2 separate regions of the Homo sapiens genome follow, and region 1 is linked to region 2. A link is a loop called in an ENCODE intact Hi-C map of the cell type or tissue named here. Cell type or tissue: gastrocnemius medialis. All regions are shown on one strand. Links, peaks and the distances in the headings refer to the core of each region. The heading gives the core; the rest is flanking DNA.

Evidence for each region. Hi-C counts contacts between places; a loop is a spot of excess contacts. Peaks named below come from ENCODE experiments on the same cell type or tissue, not always from the same donor. Only the 100,000 strongest peaks of a DNase experiment are listed, where the experiment ranks them.
Region 1: a loop joins it to region 2, with 2.1 times the contacts of the local background. A loop is called at or near these places in 1 of 110 quality-filtered maps.

What each region holds. Positions count from the first base shown.
Region 1 is chr5:124,955,301-124,958,227 of GRCh38, reverse strand. The region is part of intron 3 of LOC107986391 (a long non-coding RNA gene); the gene reads right to left. Among named protein-coding and RNA genes, the nearest start is that of ZNF608, 210 kb to the right of the region's middle. In gastrocnemius medialis, for the core only: no CTCF peak of the experiment used is centred there; a DNase peak (open chromatin) is centred at 1,547; H3K27ac peaks cover 1,378 bases.
Region 2 is chr5:124,443,464-124,446,390 of GRCh38, reverse strand. No RefSeq gene overlaps it. Among named protein-coding and RNA genes, the nearest start is that of LINC01170, 6.4 kb to the right of the region's middle. In gastrocnemius medialis, for the core only: no CTCF peak of the experiment used is centred there; no DNase peak of the experiment used is centred there; H3K27ac peaks cover 1,544 bases.

The DNA.
Region 1 (2,927 bases), core at 258-2,757, 510 kb before region 2:
GGAGAATGGCGTGAACCCAGGAGGCGGAGCTTGCAGTGAGCCGAGATCACGCCACTGCACTCCAGCCTGGGTGACCGAGCGAGACTCCGTCTCAGAAAAAAAAAAAGATTTTATTCTACTAGATGCCAAAAACCTGTGTTAAGTATGGCTCAAAGTACTGCCTTACCTCATACTAGAGGAATATTAAATATTCTTGATTTGTTCCTTTAGTAGCTGGCTATGATTTGTGAATGGTATGTCATTTAGATTTGGTTTTAAGCAACATAAACCAATTCTGACTTAAGCAAAAAGAGAATCTTATAGATCATAGGGAACAAATAACAAAATTAAAGGTAAGTTTCTGAGTAGCTAAGTTCTGGAGCTCCAGGAGCATGATCCAATAGCCACTCTCTTATAGGATGCCACTGCTGGGGTGAATCATAACTGCAATATCCAAACTTCCTCTAGAAAGAGTCAGATTAGCAAAACTTCACTGAGGTGCCCATTTGATTAACAATTTTACCAACACTGCACATGATGGGGAAGTGATTGTTTTTCAAAGAAAGTATGGGATGTTGCTGGAAAAACAAACGGGACACTGGACAGGAGAAAGCAATAGATCTCCACCAGGAGCAACCACCTGAATACCGACTTTGAAAAGCTGAGAGTATTAATATTAGCACTGACAATAGAAAAATATGACCTTGCCTTTCTTTCCCACAAATCCCCTCCACAGAGATCGTCTACCTCTGAATACATTGTAAGAAAACCCAGAAATAAGGATGATATGTAATGGCAATGAGCATGTGCCTAGCTAGCTGCATTTAAATATTGGTTCAGTATTTGCTGACTTTGAAGGATTTGCCTGCCTTTTTCCTGATTGGGTACTGCTGCCACTGCTATTTTGTCACCTTTCTGAATTTCGGTATGATCTTCATTATTCATCTGCCCACAGACCTTCTCACCAGCTCAGGTGTCTCAACAATGCCAGACCCACATCAAAGGTTACTTAGCTTTAGTGTCCAGTGAATCAGCCAACTTAGTAAATGTGGAAATAAGCAGATTACCTGAGGTCAGGAATTCGAGACTTGCCTGGCCAACATGGTGAAACCCCATCTGTACTAAAAATACAAAAATCAACCAGGCGTGGTGGCAGGCGCCTGTAATCCCAGCTACTCCGGAGGCTGAGGCAGGAGAATTGCTTGAACCCGGGAGGTGGAGGTTGCAATGAGCCAAGATCACACCATTGCACTCCAGCCTGGGTGATAACAGTGAAACTCCATTTCAAAAATTAAATAAATAAATAAACTCCAACCTGACTATCCTCTAATCTCTGATGTCCAGGCCCTGTAACCTTAGCTATCATCATGAGACATCATGTTGGTCTTACTATATAAATCTCAGCAAAAACATTGTTATGATGCAATCAAGAAAAGTCTAGGTACAAACTAAGCAGCCTTTCAACTATGTTTGGGCATTCTGAAGGCTAGCCTGTTTTTCAAATGGCTCTCTTAAAGACCAAATGGGGAAAAGCCAAGAGCTCCGGGCAATACTTCAAAAGTCAACAGCTGCTGTGCACTCCCAGGCAATCCCAATTTGCCACTTGGCTGCTTGCTGATGAGCTGCTTGTATGAGTATTTGATAGCACCATAGTGTATTTCCCAGTTCACCCATTGACTTGTCAAGCTTTGGGCAGGTATCTGGTATCCCAGAAGTTTGGCTTCCCTGCAAAACAGCTTGTTATAAGGGAAAGAGTATTTGATTGGAAGTCAAGAGTCCAGTTTCAGGTCTGAACTGCTCCTAATTACATACATAGTATCGGGCAAGTCACTAAATGTCTTTGGGCCTTGGCTTTTGGAGTTTTGTTGTTATTAACATTTTATAATGTGACTTTCAAATGTACAAAGGTAGAAAGAATAGAATAGCTCATTCGATTACTTATTGTCTAGTTTCAACAATTATCAACTTGTGGTCAATTTTTATTATGCTGTAACTCAACTTCTGGGTTATTATAAAATAAGTCACAGTTCATATCATTATATCCATAAATATTTCATAGTATATTACTGAAAGATTAGGACTACTTTGCTTTTAAAAAGCCAAAATAACATTAAATACTAAAAAATTAACAATAATTATTATTTTCACATATCCAGTGTTGAAATTTCCCTGTCAAATTTTCAAAATACTTTTTGAATAAAATCTAAAAGATGTCCGTAACATTTAATTGTTAAAAATGTCTCTTAAGACTCCTGTAAACTATAGATTCCCTCTTTCTCTTCTGCTCTCACTCTCTCTTATTCTTTCTTCACCCCTTCCCCTCTTCTCTCCTTCAGTTCATTTGAGGAGAAGAGCCTAGGTCATTTGTCAATAGAGTTTCTCAGTCTGGACTTTTCTAATTGCTTCCTTGTAATGATATTGAATATATTCCTCTGTCTCTTGTACTTTCTATAGTTAGATCTAGAAGCTTGATCATTTCAGGTATTAAATTTTTGTAAGAATGCTTCTTAGGTGGTATTGTGTACTTCCGTTATGATGCATTTAATGTCTAGTTATTTCTCCTTTTGAGTTGTTAGCTGCCATTGATAATCATTGTCTAGATCCATTATTTTCATTAGTGGAAACCTCTTCAATTAGGCTACTTAGTCCCTGCAACATGACCCCTAAAGTCTTCAATAACTTTCTTCATTTCTGGAATGATAAAATCTTTGTACAGTTCCCCAAATCTGCATTTTTCCAAGGAATCCTGCTTTAGACATGGTTTTTACATATTCAAAATGAGAATTTATTTCTAATTTTCCTTATTAAAAATTGTGAATATATGCAAAAGTAAAGAAAATGGCATAATGAACTACTTATTATCTATGCATCACCCAGCTTCAACAATTAAAACCTCAAGTAAATTTTGTTTTATCTATATTCACAGCTACTTTTCATCCACCACTGTA
Region 2 (2,927 bases), core at 333-2,832:
TTACTGTGTCTTATTGATAACTTGCAGCTCTATCCAGCAAACGCCATCTCTGGAACAAAGCCTGTCACAGATCAGACTGAATCCATTAAAAAGCTTTGATTAACATGTCCCTAGGGTGTGCTGTGGAAACTTTTTACGCCAAAGACAGCCTATTGCTGCTGCTTCTGAATTGTCCTCCTGAAACACTCTTGTGTTTTAATCTAGTGCACAGTTTAAATTAAAAAACGGCAATGACTTTGTGTGACCTAAATACAAGCCACTTCTATTCAGGGTGGGATTTATCAACTGCTAACATATTAAGTGTTCAGAGAAGCAACAATTAACCTTACTGTGTGGTGGCTAATATTAATTATATATATATGTATAATACATATGTTGTGTATATAATCTCTTGTTCTTTCTTCTATTCTTAAACATGGCCCAGAGAAAGGGTCATAGTTAATGTGCTTTATCTAGTGGCTATAAAGCTTTGTGTTCATCCTTAGTAGAAAAGAAATTTGTTTATATTTGAGGAGCACAAGAATCACCCTCCCTGGTGCTTTTTTATTGGTCTCTGATATGGATATGGCAATAAATCGCAGTCTTTTGAAGCAAAGATGAAGCTCAGTCTTCCAAATGTGGAGTTGTTAGGGGCAGGGAGCTGCTAGTTGTCCACACAAATATCTCCCTTTCATTCTATGGGGGAAATTCAATCTTGAGGGAGGGTCTGTAAGGGGAGTGTGTGTGTCTGTGTGTGTGTGCGCATGTGTGTGTGTTTCTTTATTGCTAATATACATTCTCTCAAAATACAAGTGCTGAATGGTTGCATTTTGGGACTGTTATGAACTACATTAAGCAATAAAATGATTATCTTAGATGCCATAAACAGACACTGTGAAAACAGAAGGAGGGCACCTACCTACTGCTCTTCGCAGTATTTTAAAATCTCTGAAACTGATGGAAGATAAAAAGCTTTTCGTGGTAGGATTATTAAAGCAAATTTATTGTTGGCAGCCATTAATTATGGCAAAAAGATAAGAATGAATGAAAGAGTATCGGGTAGAGAATGTAGCAGCCCTGGGGCCCCTCTACTGTCTACCTAAATGTATAAAGACAGCTTTTTCCCTTCCATCACTAGAGAAATGAAGTCACACTCTCCTTTTAAGGCTACATCTTACCACTGACTGGGAACTCATGACACCTCCATCTTTCATCACATATAGTGATATATAGGTACAGAGGGGGACCTAAGGGATCTCAGATTGAAGAAAATTTATAGCCATTTAAATAAAATACATTCTGGTTAATTTGGGGTATACAAAAGTGTAATGGCCAGCATTCTGAAGTGGTTGAAATAGGATGGGTGATGTGTGTCAAACGAGAGTTGGGAGAACATGATTTATGAGGCAAATAAGGTCTAACATTTAGAAAAGAAAAATATCAAACATTTAATGTTTTCTTTTTTGATGAATTGAAAATGTTTTTCTTTTGTTCCTTCAAAACTCACCAAAAGTTCAACAGAATCTAAGATTCATGAAGGTATGTATCCTGGTGTTTTGTTCATGGTGGTATCTCTAGCTTCTAGAACAGTAATAGAACATAGTAAAACACCCAACAAATATTTACTGTTATTTGCATTGGATTCGCAGCAGAGAGAAGCTCATGACACATTATTACCAAAATGAGCAAGCCATAGCTGTTACTCCCTCTCGGCTTGTTTCATCACAGGGGTGTTAGGCACCCTAGTTGCTCACAGGTGCACCCTTACCCTCCCATCCTTCTTAACCTCAGACTTCCGCTAGCAGATATTCATTATGAGAGCAGCAACTTTGGTTTTGACAAAAGTAGACCTTCAGCATTTCAAGGGCATCCAACAGTGAGCTGACATACCACTGGGGAGCCCAGCACTTTATATTTAGTCTAGGTTCTGTTCCACACCTCTATTAATAGACAGTCTCTGGCAGCCTGGGATAAAGTGGAGTCAAAGTACTTTAGAATGAATAGAATGGTGACTGGATCTTTCTGAGTGGGATCTTTCACTCAGGCTGGTTTCTGACCTGGTTAACTCTGACTGACTTCCTTTCCACTGGTCTGCAGGACCATTTGCCTCCCAAAAGAACAGCATTTGATATGAGCCAAGCATAAGACTACTCGGTAAGAACCTCCTTGGAGAAGGACAGAGGTAGATTTGGAGCAATGGATCATGCATTTGCAAAACCAAACATCACTCTCAATGCCATACCTGTCCAGAAATTCTAATTTTCTTCTAAATATTTTATATTTGTCTTTGAAAGTTTATTTCCCCCTCCCATACCCACCCTTGGATCTGATATTGTACTTCCACTACTTCCTGGTCAAGGAAGTGGTCCAAAGACATGAGAAAAATAAGCTGTTCAAAAACAGCCAGTGGGCATTCTTCACTACAGGAAAAAATTGGGGAAAATGTAAATGTTTCAATGTAATTGAATTGTATATTAGATGTATATTAGATGACTAATCATTTGTATATTAGATGACTACTAAAAAGGCAAATAATAATAGAGGGAAATATGTAAGTGAAGAAGTGCTAAGCAAAAGTAAAACAATCTAACATAAAAACATAGGTTACAGCTAAAAAAGGCATTAATAAATATTTCAGAAGTCAATTTTTTTGGAAATGGGGAAGGGCAACAATCATTTAGTGAGTGTTATTTCCCAGGACTTTCACAAATGTTCTCATAACAAGTGTAGGCAATCAGCATTAGTATCACCGTTTTACACATGAAGATACTGACCTTCAAAGAGGTTGAGTATCTATCCAAGAAAACACTAGGAGGAAGAGACAAACTGAGAATTTCAACACAGAGATTTTCTGATGCTGAACCCAAACTCTCTCCATTACAATATTAATGTTTATTTGGTTATTCTTCTCTGTAAAGTTGCATTAAATTGCAATTTAAAAAATGTCA